2 separate regions of the Mus musculus genome follow, and region 1 is linked to region 2. The links are chromatin contacts, found by Hi-C in ENCODE. All regions are on one chromosome and are shown on one strand. Each heading gives the region's core, a stretch centred on a gene start or an enhancer-like site at or near the end of the contact. The rest is flanking DNA. Distances are from core to core; before and after follow the strand shown.

Region 1 (5,570 bases), core at 887-3,386, 36 kb after region 2:
AGCACCATCAATAGCTGCCTCCCTCCGTGCACTGTCCAGGCCCTCCTAAGTGGGCTTTCCCTGCCTACCTCCCTAGACAGGCCCTTCAGCCCTGCATCGGTTTGTTTCAGAGCTTCCTGCTCTGTAGGAAGGAGTTGAAGGGCCATTGGTGACAGGGGACCTTTCCACAGACTCGAGAACCTGGTCCAGGCTCCCTGAACCTGCTAAGACTAAGCGGTTTCCCATCTGACTTAAGCTTATTTCGGGAAGGCCACACGCTCCCACAAACGGGACCTCACAGGCTGTTCTCTAACAGGTCAGGGAAGCCCAGTTGTCACCTCCTACCCACATGTCTCCCAGGTTGACTCCATTAAGGCCCTGGGATCCTCCCTGTGCCCCTAATCATGGCCTGTCCCACGACTCAGCCCAGAACTCAATGTCAGGGGGTTTCACTTGGCTCCAGGGTATAAGAATCCATTTGGCATTTTGTGACAATTGTACTTCTGCCCAGGGACAAGCCATTTTAGATAGTAGAAAGAACATCCCAGAGGGAAAACCTCTTAGGGCCTGCCCTAGAGGACGGCCAGATCAACTGGGGGACCTGCCCAATGGAGGTACCTATGTCTTAGATCATTGCTCTGTCTCAAAGGTCCCTGTGGCCTGGTCCCCATTGTTGAAATGGACCCTCTCTTTAAAGTTCCCCCTGAAGTGGCATCTGAGGTTTTATAAGTCACCTTCAACCAAGAATGATGGCCAAACAAGTAGGGACAGAGCCCACTCCACTGTGAGGAGTCTCCCTGGGCATGACACTCCCCTCCTGCAGGGCCCCACGCCTCTCTCCATGAAGCTCCAAGCTCCTAGCCTCCTGTACTCAGTGTGACAGTCCTCTCCATCTGTCCCATGTGGCTGGCCGGGTGCCTCTTTGGAGGGCCCCAGCTTCGTTTCCAGATGGAAACAGCCCGGTGTGGATCCTTCCACAGCCCCTCCCACAGGAACATGGCCTTGAGAACACTCTTCTAAGGCTGCTTTTCCCCGGTGGAGAGGAGGAAGAACAAGCAGAAGTGGTTCAGGACAGAGATGGTTAACAGGGAAGGAGTGTCTGTAAAGATGGAGGAAGGCAGGCAAACACTTGTGGGCCCAATGCCCAGAAAGATGGGAGGAGGGTCTGGGGCAGGGCTAGGTTGGCGGCACCTGTTTTGGTCTTCTGCAGAGCTGGCCCTCCCTGGGTTTCAAGAGCTGCTTGGATCACATGGAGGGAATGGGGGTGGGGAGGGGAGTCTGGACAAACTGGCACATACACGACAGATGTTTGCTCAGAAAAAATACAGTAAAATCGTCATGCAAAGATAACAGGGGTCTGCTTGCTCACGCCCCTAGCCTCTCGGCCTGCCTGCTATTCTCAGGGTGGTCAGTGGGTATAGGGTAGGGTGAGGGGTGGGGTTTGTGGCTAAGGGAGCTCTGTTCTCCACATCCAGGCTGGCCAGTCCCCTCCTCTCCCCAGAACAGTCTTTTTTTTTCTTTATTTTTTATTTTTATTTTTTGCAAATGTCACCCCTGAGTGAGCCCTGGGCTCAGCCCACCCCGAAGTCGATGTGATAGAGGTGTTCAGTCAAGTCTCCCCACCCCCGGTCCTTCCCCATACCCTACCCCCAAGGATAGCCCTAGCTTTCCTGGTCAGAGCCCTCACCGGTCAAGTGAGATGCCTCTCGCCCACCATCCTCCTCACTCAAGAGTCACAAATCTCTTATCTCATGTAAGCCAAAAAGAGCAGCAGGAATGAAGGAGTCTCAGGAAGTTGGGGTTGAGCTGAGAAGGCTCCTCCCTATCTCAATGGGAAGCTAAGGGGCACACAGGCAGGGGGCAGAACTGCCCAGTACAGCTGTCCCAATGCCCCACAGGCCCACTGCCCACTCAAAGGCAAAGGACAATGCCTTAGCCTAGTCTCGGGACTCCAGAGCTTGTCCCCAGAAGCTCTTGGCTCTCGAGAGAGCTGCCACCTGGCCAGGCTTCCTTTACCCCCCTCTGCTGCCACCCACACTGAGAGAACTCAGTGAGAGAGCCCAACGGTTGGTCAGTTAGTCGCTCTGGGCACCAACTGCCAGGCTCTGGGTTGCCATGGCAACGGACTAGCTAGGGAAGGGGAGGGGCCAGGAACCTGGCCCTGCACCCTGACCAGGGCAGTAGGAGGCACCTCACTGTTTGTGCTTTGATTGGTGTTGGGAGTGGGTCATAAAGAGGATGGTGGCCATTTCCATGGAAATATGGGAGTCCCTCTAAGCCAGGGGATAAGACAGGGTGGGGTGGGGCAGATGCCCTCCTGGGCAGGCCGAGATGCTGCACACAGCAGGAGCCAGACAAGTGGGGTGCAGGGTGCAGGGAGAGATCCCCACATTCTACATCATCTCCACACTGGCCCCAGGCCTTGTCATTCACTGTTGCCTCTCTGTGGTGGGTAGGAGTCCCGGAGACCCAGAGAAACTAGGGGCTGTGGCATGGGGGCCTACACCTGAGATACCAGTGGGGAGCAGGTCTACCCACCACCCCACACCCAGGCAGCTCCCCAGGGCTACTTGGAAGACACTTGAAGGGGGCTGGTGGCACCCTTTGCCTCTGCTTCTGTCTGGTTAGCAGGACATTGCTTACTCTTGGCCTCCCAGGGCTAGGGACCATAGCCTTTCACCTTGTAGATGCCCATGGACTTTCTAAAGAGCACCTGCCTGCTTCAGTCCCTAGACCCCTGAGACCACAACTTTGGAAGGAGTAGCAGATGAATGGGGGCGGAGCCCAGAGGAGCAGCTGGAGGCGGGGCCAGCACTGGGCCAGGAAGCTGGGAGACAGAGCTGTAACCTGTTGGGTGAGAGACCCCTAGGGCTTCTTTTCCTCTCTCTGGGCCATCCGTAGTGGGAGGAGAGGATGCCCAATGTCCACATGTTGCCACGTCTCCAAGGGAAATGTTCCCAAGCTTGGAGGATAGCCTCTCTGAACAAGAGGCCTGTGGTTGACCTCTACCCAAATCTCTTTTGCCACCAAAACCCGCCTGAGTCTCAGGCCCCCCACACCCTCTCTGGCCTCTTTCCCCAGCCCAGCAAGAAGTCCCTTGGGCAGCACAGTAGAGACAACTGGTGTCAGTAGCAGGTTGTAAACTTTAAGGAAAATGTTTGTTTTCCTGTCCGCTATTATTGGGTGTTGGTTACTTCACAGTCAGGTGGTGGTCAAGTGTGTGTGTGTGGGTGCGTGTGTGCGTGTGTGCGTGTGCGTCCACTCCTAGGCCCGGGCCCCTCGGCCCCAGGCTCCTTGGCCTGTCTCCCGTCTCCCGGCCACCCTGTTGGGGGGCCCTTCCCCCAAGTCCCCTTGCCCTCCTCCCCATCACCTCACCGGTGGGGGAGGAGAGGGTCACAGCTTCTGCTGGGCTGAGACCCCCTTCCAGTAATCAAGGATGTCATGCAGGTCCTCATCCTTCGCGAACTGGACCTTCTTACGCAGGGCGTGGCCGGCAGCCATGTATACCTCCTCGCGATGGTGTTTCTTGTAGGGCCGGAAGCGCTCCCAGATCTTATGTGTGCTCTCAGACGAGTACTCGGGGCTGGAGGAGTACCCTGAGTAGTAATGTCTGGGGGAGAGCTGCGAATAGGTGGAGTCTCGCTTAGAGCGGGTCAGTGGCTTGAGGAAGGACACACGCTGGCTCAGGCTGTCGGCGCCCTCCTCGTAGTAGAGAGCGGGGAAGCTGTGCCGGTGCTCGCTGCAGTGGTAGGCCGGCTTCACCTCCAGGTGGTGGATGCCACCACCCCCACCACTGCTCCCGCTGCTGCCCGTGGGCACCAGGGGAAGCCTGTCCAGCGGGCTGTTGAGGGGGCTGCCTTTCTCAATGTACTTGGAGTCGCTCTTAGCCAGTCCCGTGGGGGTCGGGTGGTCTGGCACATCCAGACTGAAGACCTTGGCGCTCTTGATGGAGCCACTGGACGACACGCTGCAGGTCTTACGGCTCACTGCGGCGTCGGCGCTCAGCTGGCGCTGCAGCGGGTGGTGGGAGCTCTCCTTGTAGGGGGGTGACAGGAAGCTGGGCCGCTCCAGCGCCCCGGGAGTGGCAGCCGAGGAGGCAGCAGGAGCCGCAGGGAGGGACTGGCACTCGAAGGCCAGATCGGAGTCCCCGCCGCCTCCACCGCCGCCGCCACCCCCAAGGAAAGAGGCTGAATCCAGCTTGAGGGCATCGATGCAATTGTTAATGATCTGGTTGACCTTGTCCACCTCCTTGGCAATGGTGGAGATCTCAGCCGCTGAGCCCTGGCCATTTTCGATTTCTGGAAGCTCCTCCTCAGGCCGGGCCAGGCTGTCTCCTGCAGCACCTGTGCGCACTTCAATATAGTTGCCTTTGGTAGCCACCTTGGGTGTGTCTAGCCCAGCCTCCAGACCCTTGGAGGCAGGCAGTTTCTCTCCGACCATGGAAGGAATAGAGGACATTCTGGCCACGGGCAGCACCGGTGGCTCGCCCAGCTTCTGTGCAGCGTGCACTATGGAACCGGCATCCACGTCAGCGCCATAGCGCATCTCTAAGATAGTCTTCTTAACATTGACGGACTTCTGCTTCTCCTCTTGCATGCGCCGCTTCCGCAGGCAGTAGTAGACAGCCCCCAGCACGATGACCATGCCAAACAGGCAGCCCAGGATAGTCATGATGTAGTGCGTGGTGGTGGAGGTGCTGGGGGCCAGATCCCCGGGCACGAGGTCCCGCGTGGTGAAGGTCAGGCAGGTGTGGTTGAAGCGGCGGCTGTTGCGCAGCGAGGTGACACAGAAGGTGTACTCAGTGTGCGCTCGCAGCTTGTCCAACGTCACAATCTCTTTCTTGTTCTTGAGTGTCATGACGTCAGAGAAGTAGCTATTGTTGTACTGGACCAGAACATACATCTTGCTGTAAGGGTGGGGGATGATGACAACCAGGGTGGCCGAGGTGAAGGTGACTTGGTGCAGCTTGATGGCCGGCCCAGCAGATGCATCTGTGGTGGAGGAGGCGGGCGGCTCCACCGAGAGGATCTCGTCAGGATTGAAGCCTGAGTTCTCGTCAGGCTCCCTCTGCGCATCCGTGGAATAGGGTGTGGGGTGACTCACAGGCCGGGCAGGCATTGAGCCGTTGCGGCACTTGGCCTGCAGGACAGTGATGGCATTGAGGCTGTGGTAAGGTCTGGGCACGAGCAGCGGGTAACCGGCAAACTCCCTCGGTGACTCACACTGCAGGCGATCATAGTTCTTGGTGACATTGTTGAAGACCACAAGCCAGGCTAGGAAGCCGAAGAGGTCACACTCACAGTTGAAGGGGTTGCCAGCCAGCTCGCACACCATCAGGCTGGCCAGGCTGGCGAAGGTCGCGCCGTCCAGGCGGCTGAGGCGGTTGGAGGAGAGGTCGATGCTGATGAGACTGGGGCACTCGGAGAAGGCGGTGGGCGTCACCACCTCGATGAGGTTGTGCTGGACGAAGAGGAACTGCAGGCGGCTCATACCTCGCAGCATGCCCTCAGTCAGGTTGCTGAGCCGGTTGTAGCCCAGCTGCAGGACCTGCAGGCTCGTCTGGCCCAGGAAGGCACCATCCTCGATGTAGG
Region 2 (5,718 bases), core at 776-3,275:
GGGAGAGGAGGAGGAGGAGGAAGAGGAAGAAGGGGAAGTAGGAGTAGAAAGAGGAGGAGGAAGAGGAGGAGGAAAAGGAGGTGGAGGAAGAGGTGGGGGAGGGGAGGAGAGGAGGAGGAAGAGGAAGTAGAAGAGGAAGAAGAAGAAGGAGGAGGAGGAGGAGGAGGGGAGGGGAGGGGGAGAGGAAGAGGAAGAAGAGGAAGAGGAAGAGGAGGAGGAAAAGGAGAAGGAGGAAGAAGAGAAGAAGGAATGAATGAAATAGTCCAATGATCTCTGAAGCTCCTGTTACGAAGGCTTCGCGCTCTCAGTGAAATGGTCCAGATCTCCTCCCTGCTTCCTTGTTAAACCCCATTTGTATTTGTAGAGGCTCCCCAGCACTCCAAGAACCCAGGAGCAATGGAAGCAAGAACGAACTGCTCCATAGCCCCAAGGACCTCAGCAGAGTATGGGAATCTGGGACCTGAATGCCATGCTGGGTGGATCCTGCCAGCTGTCTTTCTGGGGATGGGCCTCACCTCCCAAAAGAAGATCAAAAGGCCTCCTTAGCTGCTGGGTTTAACCAGTTGAGGTTTGAAGTTCTGGGTCTGCAGTTGCAAACATGATTTGCAGTCTGGCCAGACTGAAGCTCAGACCAACACCCCAAGAGCACTGTCCCCAGCCCCAGCCCAGCCTCTCTGTCTTGCTCCTTCACCGGAACAGCTCCTGCAGCTAGCATGCGACTAAGGCTGCCGTGGGTAGAATGTCAATGAGGCCAGGCCTAAAGAGCCCATCTGGGGACCAGAGAAGAGGCAGAGGTTGAAAATGAAGAGGCTGAAGAGGCAGAAGGCAGGTCAGAGGGCAAGATTGGGACGAGAACCACACCGAATGATACAGGTTGGGATTAGGGCCAGGCTCACTGTAAAACTGCCTCCAAGGGCAAGGAAGGAAAGAGGGGCGCCCCAGAACAGAGCAGAGGGAGTTTTAGGGGTTGAAGAATCAGAGGGGATGCAAGAACATAAAAAGGAGAGGAGCTGCCATCAGTACCTGGGAGCCTTCCACACCAGCTAGAGGCTAGACATTCAGCAGGCCTGGGCAGAGGAAACCCTGAAAGCCCACATCCAGACCTGGACAGGAAGCAGGGCTGAGGACAGGGGTTGTTAAGAAAGCAGCTGTGGCCAGAAGGACTAGAAGCTGACAAATCAGATACCAGCCTGCTGTGCTTACTGGTCCCTTGACTATAGTGTGAGGGCAAACTCAGAGTCCTGCTGGTCACCTTCCCTGCACCCCACCTGATCCCCTCCTCTCTTACCCGACCATATTCTCAGCCAACCCACACTCTGATTCATCTGTCACTCTACGGGTCTCCCTCAGAGACCCATGCTACTGCTCCTCTGTCCTGGTGGGACTAACTGTGCTACTCCCCAGAGTGTCACCGTGCTAGCCTCTGGGCCTAGTGGCTAAGCTCCCAGGCTTGGGATGTGGCTGGGCCAGGTTCAGCTCCAGGCCCTCGGACTCCAGCTGCACATAGTAGGTGCTTCACACACACTAGGGCCCTCCTCCTGTTACATCATCGCATTTGCATGTGCCAGGTGTCAGTTAATGGCTCTTGAGCTGAGCTGAGGTGACCCCGTTGAGGAGGCATAGGTACCACGGCTGTGGTGGCCTCCCAGGCAGCCCAGCTTGGGAGAAAGCTCATTCTCCTTGAGTCTGCAGCTGGGGCAATCAATCGGTTGCCATGGAAACCAGCCACGAATCAGAGACAGGCACTTCTTGGCTAAGCCAGCGCCACCTACCCACCTACTCAGGCCTGGCTATGAATGTCCCTCACTTAGAACTGTTGGGGAAGGCACAAGAAGGGAAGGATGGGGGCTCTTGATAGAATTTCGATCATCAGCCTGCATCCCCCAGTCTCTTGAGACCCTCCCCCCAAAGACTAGGTGTTATCTTGGGGGAACTGAGCCTCCCAAGTAGTCCCCCTCTCATTAGATTTTACCAGGCTTACGCCTTACATTATAGCTGTGGCTCTCAACCAGTCGGAAGCAAGCCCTTTGGAGGCTGACCGATCCTTTCACGGGGTTGCCTGAGACCATCTGCATAGCAGATATTTACATGACGATTCATAACAGCAGTAACACTGCAGTTACGAAGTAGCAACAAAAATAATTTTATGGTTGAGGGTCACCACAACATGAGGAACTGTATTAAGGATCATATCGTTAGGAAGGTTGAGAACCACATGGCGTGATAGCCTTACCCTTTGGTGCTTAGAACACGGGCTGAAGGGAGAAGGTCCTGAGCCCATTGGGCAGAAGAGAAAGCAGAGGCACAGCCCCAGAGTCTGTGGCGATGTAGGTCTAAACCCTCTTTCTGAGCCTCATCTCTGAGTCTCTCTCTTCCACTGGATGAGAGATGCAAGCAGGGAAAGAGGAGAGACAGAGGAACTCTGCCTTCCCACCAGATCAGAACTTGAACCTAGCACTTCCTGTTCCCATTCATGACAGCCTTACCAAGGGCCATTAGCCAAGCCTGCGGGTCTGCTCCCTCCTGCCCACCCACGCAGCTGCAGCCTCTGGCTCCTGCAGTGCGGGCCGGACAGAGCTGGACAGAGCCCTGGCTCCGTGTCAGCCCAACCCAGCCCAGCCCGAGTTTCTCAGACTGTTAAATGGGGGTGATTGTGTCTGACTCCCAGATGAGTAATGAGAAGCCAACCCAAGGGCAGGGAAAACTTAGAACAATATCTGGTATGGTATACTATACTCCGTGGTTGTGAGGCCCTGACTCCCCGACTCAGAGCCCAAAACTCTTCCTGGGAGCTGACCCTCCCCCCAAGGCGCCCAGCTTGCTGTTACTAGTATTTGCAACCAGACAGGAACATAGGGAGTGGCAGGTCTCATCTAGAGATTCCCCAGCAGGACTCCTAGACACAGCTAGCTAGGGGTCCGATGCCACCCTAAGTCTATGTGGTTGTTGCCAATGCACTGCAGCAGCAGAGGTGACAGGAGGGACTTGAGTGGGTTCCAAGTGCTGAGGAAGGAAGGAAGGAAGGAAGGAAGGGAGGAAGGAAGGAAGGAAGGAAGGAAGGAAGGAAGGAAGGAAGGCAGGCAGGCTAGCCGGGCTCACAGAGAACTGCAGAGATGTCTTGCCACCCATGGGTTAGGCTGTTGCCTCTGGCCTAGAAGTCCTGCTCCCAGACTCCAGCTTTTTCTGAAGCATCCAGAATGTGTGGCCAGACAACCATCTGGCACAACAGCCCAAGCCCCCGTTCAGGAGAGCTCATGGGCCCATCCCGCCTTCCTCTCTCCCTCAGTGTGGACCTACTATGATCCAGGTACTGCCGGAGGTACATTTGCAGAGCACAGTGCAGCCACCCCCTGGGTTGTCCTCCTCTTAGATGTGAGGCTGGCACAGAGACTTGTGGGTTTCCCATGGCCACGTGGCTGGTAAGTAAGCTGCTGGGAAAGGGTTGGGACCAGGAGTGAGAGGCTTCAAAGCCAACCCCTAAGGGAGATGGTGGCCCGATTCCTCCTCACGGGCTCCCCCAGAACAAGATGGAGCAACAGGGCCCTGGCACCACCTCCCCACAAGCTGTTTCTCTCCTTCAGAAAACAAACGGATGCCCCGAATATATTTTCATCTTTAGGGGGGGGTGGCTGGCAAGGTAACAGGAAGCTGGTCTGTAATCAGCCTGGGGCCAGGTGCCCTCCCCAGCCAGGGCACTTTTCCACATTCTAGAATCTCTCGTGATTAAACACTAATTGCCGCCACGCTCTCAAATTGGAGACTTTAATTTTTCCCCCTCCCGAAACGAAAAGTACATTTCAATCAGTTCCTCTCCCAAACCATTCCTCCTCAGGAGCCAAGGTGGAACACAAGCCCCTGGAGACTGAGGAGGAGGCAGCTCAGCGAGCGCGCGCGCACACACACACACACACACACACACACACACACACACACACACACCCTTCCCCCACGCCTCCACCACTCCCCTGCCTACAGCAGGATCCCCTGGCTCTTGGGAGTGTGGGAGAAACATTTGAAAGACCAGGGAAGCTGTTTGAGATTGCCCTAGCATTCAGGACGTTGATGATGATGCAGGAGGATTGCCTTGAGTTCCAGACCAGCCTAGGCTACATAGCCAGAATCATTTCAGCCTCCAAGAGTAAAGATGGCTAAGGGACCCAGCAGAATGGAGGCTTGGTCCCAGGCCCTGCCAGAGGCCGAAACCGAACCCTGAGGCAGTAGCCAGCTGTCCCTGGGTCCAGGCTTCTCAGGTACAGCTTCTGGATGCGGAGGGTCCCTGGGGTGGGGGTGGGGAGTGCTGACTCACACTGTGTGTGAGGAGGGGTCAGGAGTGGGCAGGACACTGATAAGCAGTTAGGTTGTCTCGAGTGAGTATGGACTCAGAGAGGGTGATGGTACATCCCAAGGTCACATAGCAAATCAGAGGATCGGGCCGGATGGCGGCTAAGTCACTCCCTTTCTAGACATTTTCAGAGAAGCTGGTGATCAGAGAGAACCATCAGCTGCAATGGCTTGCGCTCTAGTCCAGCTATTCCAGAGGACGAGGCAGGAGGATCCCTGGAGCCAGGTGTTCAGAAATCCTCATTTTATATAGTGTGGGCACCAGGAAATGGAGAGGGAGCTGGGAATTCCTAGTGGTCTCTCCAAGGGTGCACTCGGGCTCCAGAATCTCCAGCCAGGCCGGATGGCCTGACATGTAACCAGCATCAACCACAGCAGCTACTGATTGGGCCCCTGCTGAGGCCAGCGACCTGGGCTGGGTGACCATTGCCATTGGCAGAGATTAGTCCCTCACAAACACTTCACCTCCAACCTAACCAGACTCTCCTGCTCCTGCCCAACTCACAGAGGGGAGGGGGAGGCTGAGGGGGAGGAGGAGGGATAGCCCTGCAGGGATCCAAATCTGCAGCGACTCTGCCAGACCATGTTCTAGGATTCAGGGTAGTGCGTCCAGAGCCCAGCACTCAAAAGCTGCAGCCTCAAGCTGCAGTGAAGCCAGGTTAGGAGTCACCTCCCAGAACCCAGTGGAACACAGCAGACAGAATTTTCACAGTACGCGTGAGTGTGCATGCGTGCATGTATGCATGTGTGTGTTACACCACCTCTCCAGTTCCATATCTTGATACTGCCTGCCCCACTATGCACCATTTTCCAGATGGCCCCTGCCAGCTCCAGTGGCCTGCAGCAGAACCTGATCAGGGACAGGGCAGGGCAGGGGTGTGCTCAGCCTGGAGCCCCACTCCCAAGCAGAGAGTAGATGAGAGCCCACCTGTCCTCTGTTGCCTTCCCACTCCCACCCTCACCCCCAGCCATCCCTTTTGTTTCTCCCTTGCCTCTTTCTGCTAAGCCATACCACAGGTGTTCTGTGATGGCTGGGCATCCTGCCACCAAGCTGTGTGACTCTAGACCAAGTGTTAACCTCTCTGGACTTTGATATTAACTAGATTCTGGTAGGAAACTGACATGGAGATCCCAATGATAGAAGGCCGCTGCTCTCTGAGTTAAAGGGGAGAGCATAAGGTTCTGCTTGCTTTCCCATGCCTGTGTTTGTTCTTCTCCGCAGACACCTTGGAGGGGAAGTCGTTGGCAAAGCAGGCTGTCTCCAGGGAGGGAGTCTGGTCCCTGGGGGAGGGGACGGGAGCCTCCGTATGGCACGCGCTTACCTTTTAAATATTGAATGCATAAGTGCACCGGTAATTCCAGCGAATAAACAAATAA

What was found. A loop is a pair of places that touch in the nucleus more often than their neighbours do.
Region 1: a map of CH12.LX shows a loop between it and region 2 (2.0-fold over the local background). The contact joins the promoter of 1700041B01Rik here to the enhancer-like site in region 2. A Hi-C loop is called at or near these places in 2 of 37 maps with a recorded cell type or tissue (CH12.LX and left cerebral cortex).

What each region holds. Positions count from the first base shown.
Region 1 is chr15:78,668,502-78,674,071 of GRCm38, forward strand. It overlaps 1700041B01Rik (a long non-coding RNA gene), which reads left to right and starts at 2,137. Exons shown (of 4, transcript XR_003951540.1): 1 at 2,137-2,427; 2 at 2,706-2,833. It overlaps Elfn2 (leucine rich repeat and fibronectin type III, extracellular 2), which reads right to left. Exons shown (of 2, transcript NM_001358692.1): 2 at 1-5,570. The coding sequence ends at 3,373.
Region 2 is chr15:78,632,885-78,638,602 of GRCm38, forward strand. No RefSeq gene overlaps it. Among named protein-coding and RNA genes, the nearest start is that of Gm52187, 6.5 kb to the left of the region's middle. Within about 2 kb of position 2,026, at least 1 of the 3 ENCODE cell types and tissues checked has a DNase peak (open chromatin) inside an H3K27ac peak, as active enhancers do; it is left cerebral cortex, where a contact is called at or near this core.